Linked DNA regions of Homo sapiens: region 1 is linked to region 2. The links are chromatin loops, found by intact Hi-C in ENCODE. Cell type or tissue: dorsolateral prefrontal cortex. All regions are shown on one strand. Links, peaks and the distances in the headings refer to the core of each region. The heading gives the core; the rest is flanking DNA.

What was found. Peaks named below come from ENCODE experiments on the same cell type or tissue, not always from the same donor. Only the 100,000 strongest peaks of a DNase experiment are listed, where the experiment ranks them.
Region 1: a loop joins it to region 2, with 4 times the contacts of the local background. A loop is called at or near these places in 13 of 110 quality-filtered maps.

The regions. Positions count from the first base shown.
Region 1 is chr6:98,945,452-98,950,825 of GRCh38, forward strand. It overlaps FBXL4 (F-box and leucine rich repeat protein 4), which reads right to left and starts at 2,495. Exons shown (of 10, transcript NM_001278716.2): 1 at 2,355-2,495. RefSeq lists enhancers at 1,385-1,574, 2,378-2,889 and silencers at 2,015-2,324, 2,622-2,916. In dorsolateral prefrontal cortex, for the core only: no CTCF peak of the experiment used is centred there; DNase peaks (open chromatin) are centred at 1,610 and 2,560; H3K4me3 peaks cover 2,594 bases; H3K27ac peaks cover 2,327 bases.
Region 2 is chr6:98,842,859-98,848,232 of GRCh38, forward strand. It overlaps LOC124901364 (a long non-coding RNA gene), which reads left to right and starts at 4,151. Exons shown (of 2, transcript XR_007059690.1): 1 at 4,151-5,374. RefSeq lists an enhancer at 5,119-5,238 and a silencer at 5,349-5,374. In dorsolateral prefrontal cortex, for the core only: CTCF peaks have their summits at 3,109 and 3,311; DNase peaks (open chromatin) are centred at 913, 2,083, 2,533, 3,083 and 2 weaker places; H3K4me3 peaks cover 3,364 bases; H3K27ac peaks cover 4,555 bases; H3K27me3 peaks cover 2,114 bases.

The DNA.
Region 1 (5,374 bases), core at 49-5,048, 100 kb after region 2:
AAATCTGCAAGCAGTGATCATCTTTATGGAACAAGGTTACTGGGTAGGTGGGCACACAGCACTTTCACTTCCTCCTTTAAGGATTTCTGTATTGCTTGATCTTTTTTAAAGAATGCATACATTTATTTCATGGGCTAATAAAGTTTTAAGTGTCCAGTGTAAAATTTATTATATTTTAGATATCCAGTTGTGATGGTAAAATACAAATGGATATGAGGATATCTTCCTCATATCCCAGGGAACACTTCTACAGCCATTTATCTCTTAGATAACCATTTTTCTCTTAGAAACCAGGTACAGAACATCCTAAATCACAGGTGATGGGGAGAGACACACTACAGTTACTATGACACGGTGCAAAGTCAAAAGGCATGCAGATTTTTAATCAGGCTGCTTCTCTATGTAACTGTAAGGAGCAACTCTAGTCGCAAGTTCTGAATGAGCAACAGAAGGGATTTATTTACTAACAGTTAATGATTCAACTGACCATGGAAAAAGCAAGCTAAAATAAATGAATCTCAATAACTGGCAGGAAAATTTTAAAGGGGGGAGGGAGGCAAGAGGTAAAGAAAGGGAATCAACTTGCCCCCACTAAATGTGTTCATTTCAAAAATATTTAGTGATGTCTACAATATGCCAGGCATCGTTCAAATCCCTAGATATTAAAACACATTATAAACCTAGAGCAATAAGAGCATCACAGAAGCCAGGATCACCACAGGGAGCCAAAGAATACTAGACCGTTCAGAAAGTCCCAAGAATACACGGGAATTTAGGGCCTATGGTATTTATAGGACTGATCAGCAGGGAAAAATAGAATTCCAACAAATGATGATGGAGTCACTAACAAAATTATAAAGTTAGAGCCTTCTTATCTCACATTAAATATAAATAAGATCATTAACAATACTAGAAGAAAACGGAGGTGGATATTTATATACAATTCATGTAGATAAAGGCCTTTTTTAAAGGACACTGTGTTAGATCCGCGAAGTTAAGATCGAGAATGTTAACCGCAGCAACATTAAGAGGATGAGACTAACACAGTAAAGAAAGAAGGGGCAGTTTTTGTTAACTGACCATATGTGCAAGTACCATATGTACCATTGTACAGAGTACTATAATCGCATTATTTCATCACGGCGTGAGTAAAGAAATTATCCATCTTACAATGAGTTGACTTATCTGATTTTCAAATAACAGAAGGGAAGAGTTTGAAAATGCAGAGTTCAGAAAAGCCAACTTTTGGCGCAGAAGTTTAAAACAAAGTTAGTACTCAGAACATAAGTATGGAAAGAAGAATCCAATTCAAGGAACTTTTAGAGTGCCTACTAAAGCATAATGCACATTTCCCTCAAGTCCTTAATCTGATAAAGGACTATTGGAGCGCTGATGACTCTGGATGAATCTCTCTCTACTCAACCAACAGATACAATATGCGGTACAGGATAATGGAGGCAGGAAGTGAGCCTGAAAGAAAAAAATATATACCTATAGCTGAACTTAAGAAACCAAGGAGTGCACGCAAGAACCAGAAAAGGCAGCTTGTGTCTGTGAACAGACCAAAGCAAGCAGAGATCCCTGCACCTGGTGGTAATGTGCCCTCCGGAGCACAAAGCCAGACGGGCATCCTGCCAACGCAACTACCTGACCACAGGCTTATACCATCTTCACCTTCTATAATAGTTATTTGTATACTGTATTTCAATCTGTGAATGCATCTCGAAGGTTTGTGGCAATGATTACTGGGAAATCAAGGAAATCCAAAACCACCCGTTATAAATATGTCGACAAGGAGGCCAAGTAGATGGTCATCATCACACTCTAGGGGCACCCCTAAACCTAAACACAGAAACAAGGTTGTAGCTGGGCACCCTGTAGCAGTCCTGAAGAAAGAAAACAGGCCTGGTTAGGCAAAAACCATCGGATGTCAGAGGGAAATCAAGGCAGCAGGCACAGGAATCACAAGCACAGGCGGGCATGTGGCCGACGCGTGGCTGCCGGCGCAGCACTGAGCGCGGGTGTGGGGCGACCCGCAGTCCCCCGCGGTGTAAACAACCCTGAGCCGCGCACACGTCCGAACGACGCCTCACAGCCTGCAGGCAGACTGTAGCGTAGAAAGAGCCCGAGGCACGTCAGCAGTTCTCAAGGGCCCCAGCAAGCCCCGCAAGCGTGAAGCGGAGGCGCGGGGGCGCGGGGCCGCGGGCGGGGAGGGGCGGGCAGCGGGGGCCTCTGCCAGGCGTCCAGACTCCCCAAAGCGCGGAGCTGCGCGCTGGCTCGGCCCCGGCCCCGCCCCGGCGCCAAAGGAAGAAGACAGAGACCCACGGGAGGGAGAAGTAAAGGAAGGGCCGTACCCTGCAGGGTCCGGGAGAGGCGCGCGCCGCGGGCTTCACCAGCGACCAGGCAGCGCGAGAAGGCCTGGGTGCGGGGGCGGCTCCCCGACTCTCTAGATGCGGCACAACCGCCGCAAGCCCGGCCTAGCGCGACCCGGAAGGAAGACGCGGAGGCCGCGAGGAGCGGCGGGCCCGGGGAGGCGGGGCGGAGCCGGGGAGGAGGGGCGGGGCCGCGGGGTTGGGGCGGGGCCGGGGAGGCGGGGCGGGGCCTGGAGGGAGGCGGGGCGGGGCCAGAAGCAAAGCCGGGCGTTTCTCCCATGGGAGGTGCTCTGGGTCCTACGGACAGCCCGCTCCCAGGCCAGGGGGAGGAGCTTTCTGCTGGCTTCCTAGCTCCAGTGGTGCCCGTGTAAAGGGCCTAGGTCATACACAGCGGGTAGTGTCTACAAATCCTCTTCGGAATAATCCCTTCCGAGTACCGGCTCGCCATGTGTAGTGTGGTCCTACAAGGACTTCTTCAGTCCAGACTTGGTGGATCAGATGATACATAGGTAATACGGCTGGTACGCATACGTAGAGGAAAAGTATAATATACATTATATGCACTCTGAAGGTATAATTCACCTAGTTTACAAACCTCCTCTTCCCTGCATACAAATCCTGCCTGCAGGCTCATTTCCATACCAACGTTCAGAAGCCTCTGACCATTACCTCTGATGAAGAAGATGGTCTGGCAGCCTCTCTTACTCATTTTGATTTATTTTTGGTAGATTCAGTATGGCACTTTATTTATTTATTTATGTATTTTTTGAGACGGAGTCTCGCTCTGTCGCCAGGCTGGAGTGCAGTGGCGCGATCTCGGCTCACTGCAACCTCCACCTCCCAGGTTCAAGCGATTCTCCTGCCTCAGCCTCCCGAGTAGCTGGGACTACAAGGGCGCCAAGCTAATATTTTGTATTTTTAGTAGAGACGGGGTTTCACCATATTGGCTAGGATGGTCTTGATCTCCTGACCTTGTGATCCACCTGCCTCAGCCTCCTAAAGTGCTGGGATTACAGCCGTGAGCCACCGCGCCCGCCCTTGGCACTTTTTTTAGTTTGCATCATATTTATCTTGTTACAAAATATCCACTAAGATGGAAAATATTTAATAAAATGTTGAACTACACATTATTTGCTGTCTGAATGCTCCAATGAGGCAAACCAGTAAGGATATTTACTTATATATGAACAGAATCAATATATGATATGCAATATACATTGTATACAAAAAAATTAAAATTTTTATTTTCTTCAACTTTTTGATGCATAATAGCTGTACATATTTTCAGGGTATATGTGATAATTTGATTCATTTCTGTAATCAAATCAGCATAACTGGGTTACTCATCCCCTTAAATATTTATCTTTTCTTTGTGCTAGGAACATTCAAATTGTTCTCTTCTGGCTATTTTGACATGTACTATTGATAAATGTTAGCTGTAGTCACCCTACTGATCTATGGAACACCGGGTCTTATTTCTTCTAAGTGTATGTTTCTTCTAAGTGTATGTTTACCTCCCCTTGCTCCCCCATGGCCCACCCCCCCAATACTTCTCAGTCTCTGAGATCCACTTTCTGAACTCCCACATATGAGTGAGAACATGCATTATTTGCCTTTCTGTGCTTGGCTTATTTCACTCATCATAATGACCTCCAGTTCTATCCATGTTTGTTGCAAATAAAAGGATTTTGTGGAGGGTTTTATGGCTGAATAATATTCTATTGTGTATATGTACCCCATTTTCTTTATCCATTCATCTGTTGCGCGGACACTTAGGTCAATTCTAAATCTTGGCTATTGTAAATAGTGCTGCAATAAACATAGAAGTGCAGATATCTCTTTGATATATGTATTTCCTTTCTGTTGGATCTATACCCAATAGTAGAATTGCTGAATCATATAGTAGTTCTATTTTTAGTTTTTTGAAGAATCTTCAAACAGTTTTTCACAGTGGCTCTAGTAATATTCATTCCTGCCAACAGTGCACACGGGTTCCCCTTTCTCCACATTCTCACCAGTATCTTTTGTTCCTGGCTTTTTTTTTTTTTTTTTTTTTTTGATAAAAGCCATTCTCACTGGGGTGAGATATCTCATTGTTTTGATTTGCATTTATCTGATGATTAGTGATAAGGAGCATTTTTTCATATACCAGTTGGCCATTTGTATGTCTTCTTTTGAGAAATGCCTGTTCAGATCTTCTGCCCATTTTTTAATTGGATTATTTGTTTTTGTTTTTGTTTTTGTTTTTGCTTTCCTATTGAGTTGTTTGAGCTCCTTATATAAAATATTCTGGTTATTAATCCCTTGTTAAATAAATAGTTTGCAAATATTTTCTCCCATTCTGTGGGTTGTCTCTTCACTTGATTGTTTCCTTTGCTATGCAGAAGCTTTTAAGCTTGATGTTATCCCATTTGTCTATTTTCACTTTTGTTGCCTATGTGTTTCAGATCTTAACCAAAAAGATAAGATCTTGCCCAGACTTATGTCATGGAGACTTTTCCCTATGCTTTCTTCTAGAAGTTTCATAGTTTTGGGTCTTAAATTTAAGCCTTTAATCCATTTTGACTTGACTTTTCTATATGGTGAGAGATAAGGTTCTAATTTCATTTTTCTGCGTGTGGACATTAGTTTTTGCCAACACTGTTGAACAGACTGTCCTTTCTCCATTGTGTGTTCTTGGCACCTTTTGTAAAAAAAGCAATTGACCATAGATGTGTGGCTTTATTTCTGGCCTCTATATTCTGTTCCATTAGTTAATGTGTCTGTTTTTATGCCACTACCATGCTGTTTCGATTGCTATAGCTTTGTAATATATTTTGAAGTGACGTATTGTGATGACTTCAGCTTTATTCTTTTTGCTCAACATTGTTTTCTCTATCCAGGATTTTCTGTGGTTCCATACAAATTTTAGGATTTTTTTTTCTATTTCTGGGAAGAACATCATTGATATATTGTTAGAGACTGCATTGAATATGTAGATTGCTTTGGGTAGGTATGGACAT
Region 2 (5,374 bases), core at 221-5,220:
GACGCAGGAGTTGGCAAGCCCTCTCTGGGGGCACGCGTGGCTGGGGCAGAGGTGCAGTGGGCCTAGGAGTGACAAGGGTTCGAGGCCCGGAGGAGAGTCTCCTAGCTTTTTGCCTGCCCGGCTTTTCCACTTGACTCTGCAGAGTCGGGCCCAGGACATTGCACCTGCATGGCAGAGGCAACTGTGGAAGATGGTGCCCCAAGAGAAAGAGGGAGATGAGACAAGTGCAGGAAGACTGGAGAGGAAAGGGGGACAGCTGCCCAGGGAAGTACAGTAATCTGGGCTTTTCCTGCTTTTTTGAGGGGGGCGGGCGGTATTTGTGAGAATGAAGGGGGACAGCTGAGAGCTGGGGAGCAAAGTTCTGAGGCAGGTTTCCTTCAGCTCCCACCCATCAAACTTCTGGGTGTTTCTGACCTCAGCTCCCTGCTTCCAATGAAGAGGAACCTACTCTTTAAGAGCTGAAGCACGGGGGAAAACGAATTCTTAGACCCCCTGGAAACCACTCCCCTGCTGGGCCTAAAGTCAGTTCCCTAGAGAAGGGAGCCCGGGAGACCCTCTGGGCACCCCGGCATCTCAAGCCAGAGCTGAGGGCCCGGAAAGTGAGGGGCCGCGCCTCAGTACTGGAGGCCTAGAGTCCATCTCCGCGAACTGGGGGCTCTCAGGGCCCGCAGAAATCCCCCTTAGCCCTCCGAGGCCCCTGGAAGGAGTCGCCCCGGGAGAGGAAATCACTCAGCTCTGAAAAGCGTCGCAAACGGGCGGTGGGAGAGTTCTAAAGCGGCCTTTCGCCTCTCGGAGGAGGTGAGGCCGAGCTGGGGATGTGCGGGTTTGGGGCCCAGAACTGCACCGCAGGGCCGCAGAGGCGGGAAGCTGGCCGGAGAGGAGTGGGAAGGCGACCAAGGGCAGCAGCAGGGGCTCCTGCGGGGCGCAGGTCTGTGCTGGCGCCGGGCCTGGCCTCTGCAGGCTCGGCGGAGCCTCCCGATTGCTCCCGCCGCACCCGCCCGCGGCCACTCACCCGGCCCCGCGGCCAGCCCGGGCGGGGTCGCACGCAAACAAGGATGCTTCTATTTACTCGCCTCTGCCTGTAGATTTCTAAGACATTCAGCAGGCACAATCATTAAACTAATTTGTGTTTGATTGTTTGGGCGGACGGAGGGTAGTTTTATTGCGCTAAGCATTCAAGCAGGCACGCATCGCTGATTACCAGTATACATTAAATAAAGTTGTTTGTACACATTGTCTTACCACATATAGGCAGAGGCTTATTATTCTAATTACTCTAATTAGTGCATTGAAATGTTTTCTACTTGATTTGAGGAGACAGTGATTAGTTCTATTACTTCTTTTAACTCGTATTTTATGGAAAACTGTTGGTGCATGTTCAAATTACTTTATTTGCCCCTGGAATATAACGCTGACCCAAATGCAGTGAACTGCACGGCCCTTGTGGGGCCCCAACTTTGATGTGGGCCTCGGCTTGGAAGAGGCGTCTGTTATTTATTATTTCCCTCCCACCAGCGTAGCCTGGTCTCCCAGCGCCGTGCCCGCCGCCCCCGCCCCATCCTGCGCCCCAGATGCGCGCCCCGCTTGGACCAGTCCGAGCAGAGGGGGGTTCCGAAATCTGCTCGGACGCAGCATCGCTGGCCGCCTGCCCCGCTAGTTCCCCGAGTGCGATTACTTTTTAAAGGCTCCTTTAAGCATATTTCCGTGAATCTGTTTCTTGTGCTTTAATGTTACTATTAATTGATAAGATCAGCTCATCAAACATACTATTTCGATAGGGAATTGTAATTAAAACCTTAATCCTGTTTGAGACTTTCTTCTCTCTCTAAATTCCTTTTTCTTATGAAAGGGGTGCAAAGTTCACTACAAAAAGTACTATAACAGGGAGATTAATTCGTTATCTAAATAACAATCTTTGCTATTGATCCAACGTACTTTCCGCCACCTTTTGTGTTGGTCCGGGAGGCCCTTAAAAAAGAGAATATACAAAGCAGAAGATCTGGACCAAGCCCCACCGACTCCGATAGACTTGGGAGAGCGAGGGGATCCGCGGTCCGCCCCCCTTAACCACAGTCTGAGGAAGCTTCAGAAGTGGGTCCTGGCCGTCCCAGGCGATGCCACTGGGGAAGCGCAGCGCTAGAGCCGCGGGCCTGGGAGCCGGGCTCCTCCACAGTCCTCTCCCCTCGCAAAGGGAGATCTGATCTGCTCAGTCTCTAGGTAAATATTCGACCGATTCTGCTTTTACTTTTAATATTTAAACTTGGATTATCCCGTCTCCAAATGCGCGTTCCTAACCTTTGCCAGTGGCTGGGATGTAATAAATCCTGGCGGGGCCGGGGCGCTCAGCCTCCCCAGGTCGCGGCCGCTGCCTCCCTCCCCCGTCCCGCCCCGCCCCGCGGGCCCCGGCCTGTCCGCCCCTCGCCGCCCGCAGCGAAAGCCGCGCCGGAATGAAATCAGCGCCTCCCCGCAGCTGACGGCTGAGCATCCTGGGCGCTGGCAGGCGGGGGAGGCCGCCCTTTATCCCGGCTGAGGAGTCCTCGGGGGCTGCAGATGGAGCCGCGGCTACCCGGAGGAGAAAGAGCCCGGCTTCGTGGAGGCAGCAGCCCCCAGGCATAGGAGGGGGTAGCAAGTGGGGCCAGGGGCCGGGAGGTTGGGCGGGGTCTATGGTTTGTATGTGTTGGGTGGCGGGTCGGGGAAGGTACCCTTTCCAAACCTATCTCCCCTCCTCGCTAGCCCTTTTAAAAAGGTGGTGGCCCCAGTTTGAGAATAAGCCCCAGCGTCTCTGAAGCCACGAGGACCGTTTGTGCTCCCAAGTCAACTCAGTATTCCGAGATTTTCTTCTTTTCTAAGAGCTTCACCCCCTCCCCACACCCTCCTTCTTTCCGTCTAACAAAGTCTTCTTTCCCCCACGCACAGACTTGTTATGTAACAAAGTCTCCCAGGCGAGTTTAACTGGAGAATAAAGGACACCCTAGCCCCACCCCTCCTTTCCTTTCCCTTCCCTCCTTCCTCCCCGCTCTCTTCCCTCAGTGCATCTGTTCTCCAGGACTTCTGTCCTCGCACCCAAGAAAGCGGCGGGCCTTAGCCGAGTAGAACTTTGGCGCCCCACAGTGGCATCGGCTCGGAACTACCTTTGATTTTACAGCCTCCCAGTCAGCACAACTGTTTTTGTTTCAGATCCAATTCTCCTTCCCCTTACTCCTCTCCTTCCTCACTCTACATTCTTTCCCTCAACCCCTCCTAGGCAAACACTTATGAAGGTGACTACGCATATGACCCCTACAAGGGTTTCTAAACATTTAGTTCTAGGTAATTCCTGAGTAGATATTTGAAAAGTTTAGCCAGAAAAGACACTACGTTCTATACCAGAAAAGTTCCCAAAGGTAGGAAGAAAGAATCACTTCCCCAGTTCCTTAGTTCCTACATGTTGAGGCTGTAGCAGATAAGTCTTTAGTCTCTCTAAGGAGCCTCAGCTTTTGGCAGGCATTAAGACCAGAATACCAGGTTAGAAGCCACGGTTAATAACAGGTACAATGCTTCAATCAGCAAAAATGGAGTCCAGCAAATGCTATTTTAACCCAGCCCAGTTTTCATCAGACACTTCTTGCTCTATAGTAGGTTTGTTCAGTTTTACCACTCAAAAGTGAGTTTTTTAAAAAGTGGATCACTTGAACAGAAACTCATCCATGGAAGAATTTTCCAGACTAGGGAAAACATTCCCCTAGAAACTCCCACCAAAGGTATCAGTTCAGCCTGTGGAGCTGAACTTTGCTTCCCTCAGAGCCCAGTGCATTTGTCCTCCCATACTATGGGCCATTTGCACCATGAATGTTGTTTTCTCCCTCCGCCTTTATCCAAAGTAACACGACAAGGAGAAGAAGAGAAAGGACATGGACTTCAGGCAGATCCCAGCAGTATTAATGGAACTGGGCAAAGGATTTGCAGTCAGAACACATGTGTTTGTCTATACTTCTATGCTTACTAACCAGCAACGGGGGAAAGTCAGTTGACATCTTCAGATCTCAGTTTTCTCATGTGCAGAATGTGGATAATATTCCTTTTTAAACTTTGCAACAGGGTTGAAGTAAGGCTCGGATGAAATAATGTATATGAAAGCATTGTATAAATTACCGCAAATCCAACCTGAAGCACTACTGTTGCCAACTCCAATGGAGGTCTTTGCTGTGACTAATAAGAAATGTTTGTTGTTTTGTTTTTTGAGACAGGGTCTCTCTCCATCGCCCAGACTGAATTGCGGTGGTGCAATCATAGCTCACTACAGCCTTGAACTCCTGAGCTCAAGGGATCTTCCCATCTCAGCCTCCACAGTAACTAGGACTATAGGCATGTGCCACCATGTCTCACTTTGTTGCAGAGTCTGGTCTGGAACTCCTAAACTCAAGCAATTCCCCCACCTCAGCCTCCCAAAGTGCTGGGATTATAGATGTGAGCCACTGTGCCCGGCTTAAGAAATGTTTTCTAACTTAAAAATAACCATATAGCCTTACGTCTATTTGTGTGGGGGAAGAGAAATGCAGGACAGTCATCTCAGTTGCATTATCCAGGGAAGGCACCACCGATTCTGCTTAGCTTTAAATTGGGGCTGCCACTCAGGAGACATTTTGTGTTTAGCATGTTCAGGTCCTGACTTGTAGCTGAAACGATCAGTCGGGCCCCTGGCGCCACATACCAGTGACTGCAGCGACTGTAGCTCCTGTGATGCGATGGCTAGCCCCGTACTCTTGCAAAGCACTCCATTTCTTCAACATCTTCCAAACTCCTGACGTTTATAGTGTCCATCTGTGGTGTCATTTATAGCAGCCTGGATTAGGAAGAGAATACTAGGCTCATGCACTTAAAACCAAGCACACACACGAAACAGCAGCAGCACTAATCACCCGCAGCTTTTCACGAATCCACACACGCCTCCCGTCTAGAGAGCCCCAGTGGCCCAGGGCCACCTCCAGTCCCTGGACTTGGAAATCAGGACGCTGTGGATCCCACAGGCGCCCCGCGACATCCTGGAGTCGCCGGGAGTGGCGCTGCGGTGAAAGCCGGTGCCTAGAGTGGGCTTAGGGGTCCCATTCCACTCGGAAAGTCCTCTCACCTCCCCAAGGGCCATTCTGCCGGCGCAATGTGGGGGTCCCTCCGCCACTCGAGCAGAGCCTGCCTAGGCCAGGCACCCCTTTGGGTGAGAGCGGAGGGCCCCTGGGACGCCCAGCCAGGCCTGGCGTCTGGGGAGCCGGGGCTCCTGTGTGTGTCGGGCAGGCTCCGATGGCCGAAGCAGGGACGAAGGAACGGCTTCGCTGCGGGAGGCTAGAGGGCTGCGCTTCCGCCCTCCCGGCCTCCCTCTTGCCGCATGAGCAGCGCAGGG